2 separate regions of the Homo sapiens genome follow, and region 1 is linked to region 2. A link is a loop called in an ENCODE intact Hi-C map of the cell type or tissue named here. Cell type or tissue: heart left ventricle. All regions are shown on one strand. Each heading gives the region's core, and the rest is flanking DNA. Links, peaks and the distances in the headings are about the cores only. Region 1 has its middle 360 kb from the start of LINC02630. Region 2 has its middle 590 kb from the start of LINC02630.

Region 1 (2,926 bases), core at 333-2,832, 240 kb after region 2:
GTTAGCAAACTAATACTGTGTGTATGTGTGTGTGTGTGTGTGCGCACGTGCATGTGTGTATGTGTATGTATATATGTTATGTGTTAATTAATAATGAATACATTCTTAGAAATGCGTCATTAGGTGGTTTTGTCTTTCTGCAAACATCATAGAGTGAACTTACACAAATCTAGATGGTAGAGGCCACTACACACTAAGCTGTATGGTACAACCCATTCATCTTAGGCTACAAACCTGTGCAGCATGCGAGTATACTGAATACTATAGGCAACTGGAGCACAATGGTAAGTACTTGTGTATTTAAATGTATCTAGAAATAGAAACAGTACAGTGAAAATATGGTATTATAATCTTATGGGGCCACTATCGAATAAGCAGTCCATCATTGACTGAAACTTCATTATATGGTGCATGACTATGAATAATGAGATATCTTGGGGATGGGACCCAAATCTAAACACAAAATTCAGTTATGTTTCATATGCAGTTTACACAGATAGCATGAAGGAAATTTTATACAATATTTTAAATAAATTTGTGCATAAAACAGTTTTGACCGTGACCTATCACATGATGTCAGCTGCGGAGGGTTCCACCTGTGGAGTCATGTTGGTGCTCAAGAAGTGTCAGATTTTGGAGCATTTTGGGTTTCAGATTTTTCTTTATTAGGGATGCTCAATCTGTATGACAATTATACCTCAAATAATTTTAGTAACTGATAATTGTGTCCCGTAACTGTGTGCCAGGCACCTTTCTAAGTCATATATGGACAAACTCACTAAATCCTTGCAATAACCCATGAGGTGAACGCTGCTATTATTCCTATTTTACAGATGAGAATACTGAAGCACCAAAAGGTTAAAAGATTTTCCTGGGGTCACTTGGCATATCAGTGGCAGAAGTGGAACTGAAACAGGCTTCCTAGCACCAGAGTCTAGGCTCCTAATCATTCTACCTATCCTAGAATCATTGCCTAGGTCTTGCACTATACATTTTTAAGAAATTGTGGTGCATTTATCTTTCAAAAATGGGTAAGCATTTTCTTATATTTTTGATTTACACAATATAACAAACCAGCACATATTATAAAATTGTGTTTAAAAATACAAAGTGTGACATTTATTTGGTTAGGCTAGGATGCCTTTCATTTTATAATCACAATAATTTTTTAAAGGGTTAGGCTTCGTGGACTGAAATTCTTAAAGAAAAAAAGAGATAAGATGAAGAGAAAAAAGCAATGGATAGTAAACAGATTTTTCAAAATTCTGATCCACATGAGTGAATGACATTGTAAATGGATATGTGATTCTTACTAGGGTACACTCACTCATAAAATTGAGATTGAAAAAAGAAATTCTCACAAGATTACTGGGCCTTCCAGGTTTGATAGGAACCATAAAAACAGGAATATATTCCCAATATGCTTTTTCCTTATGAGTTACTTTTGTTGAAAAGAAGATTCACAGCCAAAAATTCCTGAGTAGTACTCCCAGTCCTGACACTAACTTGTTCAGTGACCTTGGCAAGCTGCCAGTCCGCTGTGATTTCATTTCCTCCTCTGCAAAATTAGCAGAACACTTACCTACATCCCAGATGTTGGAAGACTTAATTAATGTCAACGTTTGTGTAAAAATGAAATGCTGTTTACCCAATAAATGCCTCGTAATCCAGATTTTTTACTCACACTTTTGGCAGGCACCATAGAGTAGAGAAGAAAAAACATTAACTTAGTAAAATAGTTGTTATATCAGGGACTCTTGAAACTTTCCCTGCAGTTTATTAAAATTGGGCAATAATAATAGTACTCATCAAAAATCATTTGTTAACCCCCCATATGGGAATGGTTTCCTGCATATAGTTTACCAAATTTTACATAAGTTACAGTTGTTAAAAATTGATAGCTTCATGTTAACACTAGTCTCCTTACAGAGATGTGCTAATAAGGATAAGGTCATGGGTTTTAGCACCAGTGAAACTACTGTCCCATTCTGCTCCAAGGTCAGAGACAAAACAACTACTCCATCAACCTGACATCTCAGAAATGCATAGCATGAATCACAGAAAAACTAAAATCGGTGAATCAACATGACTCCATCCACGTTTTTAAGAAAACAACCTAGTGTTCCTGTCTTATTTTTTGCCTATCTTATGTCTACCAACACATGTAATTAATCGTTCTTCAATCATAAATTTAAATCATCATTTATTGAGTGTACACTATGTGTGAGGCACTGCACTAAGTAAGCACTGGAAATATAGTGGTTGACAAGACCAAAACTGTCCTCAGTATCACAAAACGTACTCTTAAAAAAAGTATAAAGGCATTAAGCAAGTATGTATAGTAAAATGTTGAATGATCATGACGGAGAAAGTTCAGGGAGACCTAACATTTTTATAGAAACCAGCAAATGTCTCTCTAAGGAGGCGTCATTTCAGCTGTGATTGGATGGTGGAGAAGAGTGTGGTCCAGGCACAGAGAATAGATGCACAATAAACTATGTAAATGAGAGAAGGCATAAGGTTCAACTTGGTTATATCTCATGGGGAAGTAGTGTCAGGAAGGAGAAGCACTTTATCCTAAAGATATTGGGGAGTTATAGAAAATTTTTTTATGCAATGATGTGAAATGACTCTTTTTTTAATCTCTGTAAAGGGTTTTGGAGACCAGATGGGAGGAGAACACTATGGGCAGAAGCATAAGTTAGGAGGTCATCAAAATCATTTCATAAGAGTTAGGGGTAGCCTGATGAGGGTGGTAGCAGAGGGAATGTAGAGAAACAGATTGATTGGACAAGGGTTTGTAAAATAGAACCAGCTGAACATAGATCCTTATTGGGTATTTGGAAAGGGAGTGAAGAAAACGGGCTGATAAAGGAAAGTAAGAATGAAGGAATACTCCAGGGTCTAGACCCTATTCAGGGTCTAT
Region 2 (2,926 bases), core at 115-2,614:
CAAGTCTACAACCAAGCTACTTGTTCATGTAATCATCTGGGAGTGGAAGATGGTCCACAAAGATAAATTTACAAATCAAATAGTGGTTATGAAATGTGCTGCCACAGGAAGACTCTTAGGAAATGCAAAAATAAGATAGGCTAAGGAAAATCAAAACAAGTAATCAGTTGAAATAAAGGGCATTGTGTGAAAACATAAGAAAAAGGAGTAACATGCTATGAGGATTTAATAGAAAGATAAGTAAATAACTCCATGGCAAGAAACTGGAATTAAACAATAGCAATTTCCCTCACAGGTCACACTCAAAACGCTGTTAACCTTTATCTCCTGTGCTGACTGAGACAGGAAGAAAGAAAAAAGGGAGCAGTCTGGAATGAATGAGAAACACAAAGAATGACTAGGCCAAAAAGGGAGAAGCTGGCAATACCTAAGGATAAACGGCAGAGAAGTTCAAGTGTGTAAACTCATGAGTAAATCCATGTAGGGGCCCTAGGGAGGAGAACTCTAGCTCTCATCTCAGACCTCCTGAAAGCAGCCATCAGTGTTATTTTAGTCTTGTTTTTGATGGCAAACCCTTACTGTTGCCCAAGGTCATGACCTTCAAGGGGGCAGTAGTTCACTAATATCCACTGGAGATGAGAATGGTTTGCAGACCTGTAATTAGAATAAAATGTGTAGAGATTTTTTACACGGGTTGTCCCAAAAGTGACTTTTTCTCCAGACACAACCCGGTAAGTGTTTTTCTGATGCCTACTTTTTCATTATAATGATGCCTCAGGGAATCCATGAAGGAAAAAGAAATTCAATCTGGCTATGAGTAAGAGTGCTGCTAGAAGAGCTTAACATTCTTTAGCACTTTTTTCTCCCTCAAAAAGGAAACAATGGACTTAAGTGTTTTTAAAAATGTGCTGACTTCTATCAGGGTTTTCGGATAAACTGATAGGAAGGCTACGGCTCCTAGGCCTTGCCCACTGGGCTTGGAGAGAAAATTCTCCCCAAGTTGGGTCCCCTCCTCTAAACAGGATTCAGTTCAAGGAGCTAGCCTCCCCTAGATCTCCTCCAAGTGGATGCACTCAGATGAGAGGCGCTGGTCTCACCATGCTCCCCTACTCCAGGACCTCCCCTGAAGGCCTGGCCTCATGGGTCCAGCCGAGAGGAACTCTACACAGTTATTTCTGGCCAAGAGTCATTGGCTCCAACCCAGCAAGAAAATATTTCCTGATTCTTTTTTATTTTCAAGCTAAGGTCAAAAGAACTTTAGAATCCAACAGAGGGTTTTCCAGTATCTTTCACTTGTTCTGTGTGCAGGACAACAGCTTGAAGGAAAGGAGGGTTCCTGTTCTCACTTTGACAGATGGCATGTCACACCTCAGAAAAAGGGGCTGAGCAGAGCTATCACAGGCACTGTGAAATTATATGAATAATCAAAATGTTTTCTTTGAGTGGCCATACAATGACTTTCTTGTGAAAAAGTCAGAGACTAGTCGGGAAATGTACTCAAGAGTCTAGACTCTTTCAGCTACCACTTATTTAAAAGAGGAAGGAAGGCCAGGCGCGGTGGCTCACGCCTATAATCTCAGCACTTTGGGAGGCCGAGGCGGGTGGGTCAGGAGTTACAGACCAGCCTGGCATATGGTGAAACCCTGTCTCTACTAAAAATACAAAAATTAGACAGTCATGGTGATGTGCGCCTGTAATCCTAGCTACTCTGGAGCCTGAGACAGGAGAATTGCTTGGAGACAGAAGAATTGCTTGAACCCAGGAGGTGGAGGTTGCAGTGAGTTGAAATCGCACCACTGGACTCCAGCCTTGGCGACAGAGTGAGAATCCATCTCAAAAAAAAAAAAAAAAAAAAAAGCAAGGAAATGAGGGTGCAGGAGTGGGGAAAGTAGTGGTAGGGTGGGAGCTGAAAATTGTCCTGGTTCGGAAACAAATTGGTCTTAGGGAAATGCAAGTCAGAATGACAATGAGATACCGCTTCACACCCATTAGCATGGCTGTGATTAAAAAACTAACAACCAAACAAACGAAAAAACAGAAAATAAATATTGGTGCAGATTGGAGAAATGTGAATCCTCTACATAGGTGGTGGAGTGTAAAATGGTGCAGCTGCTGTGGAAAACAGTAAGGCTATCCCTCAAAACACTAAATATAGAATTATCACGTGACTTGGAAATGCCACTGCTGAGCACGTGCCTCAAAGAATTGAAAGCAGAGACTTGGGCAGATATCTGTATACCCATGTTAATAGCAGCATTACTTAATAATACCCAAAACAATCCAAATACTCATTGATAGATGCACGGATAAACAATATATGGTAAATAGGCATATTGAAATATTATTCAGCCTTAAAAGAGGAGGAATTCTGAAACATGCTACATGAAAGAACCTTGAAAACAACATGCTAAGTGACACAAGCCAAACACAAAAGGAAATAGGTTGTATGAGTCCGTTTATGGGAAGTATTATGCCTAGCATAATCATATTTCTAGAGACAAAAAGTAGAATGGAGGTTGGAAAACTGAATCATAACAGTTTTCCAAATGTACAGCCCTCTGGAGGGAAGGGGAAATAGGGAGTTATTGTTTAATGTGTACAGAGCTTCAGTTTGGGAAGAAAAAAATTCTGAAGATGAATGGCGGTGATGGTTGGATTATAGTGCAAATGTACTTAATGCTACTGTACTATATGCTTAAAATGGTAAATTTGATATCCTTTAATGTGGTATATTTTTGCTAGATATACACACACAGATTTGGTAGCTTCACCAAAAGCAGAGTTTCTCCACTGCCGTTTATATACCAATGCCACCCTCGGGAATCTTCAGTTATGACATTTCTATGTTCAGTATCCTCCACCAGGCAGCAAGCAGCACTCACACACATTTGATAAGGAAGGCCTCATTCTCTTTGCCCTGCCAAGA

What was found. Peaks named below come from ENCODE experiments on the same cell type or tissue, not always from the same donor. Only the 100,000 strongest peaks of a DNase experiment are listed, where the experiment ranks them.
Region 1: a loop joins it to region 2, with 2.3 times the contacts of the local background. A loop is called at or near these places in 2 of 110 quality-filtered maps.

Annotation. Positions count from the first base shown.
Region 1 is chr10:36,253,022-36,255,947 of GRCh38, reverse strand. No RefSeq gene overlaps it. Among named protein-coding and RNA genes, the nearest start is that of LINC02630, 360 kb to the right of the region's middle. In heart left ventricle, for the core only: no CTCF peak of the experiment used is centred there; a DNase peak (open chromatin) is centred at 1,517.
Region 2 is chr10:36,488,030-36,490,955 of GRCh38, reverse strand. No RefSeq gene overlaps it. Among named protein-coding and RNA genes, the nearest start is that of LINC02630, 590 kb to the right of the region's middle. In heart left ventricle, for the core only: no CTCF peak of the experiment used is centred there; a DNase peak (open chromatin) is centred at 1,115; H3K27ac peaks cover 1,675 bases.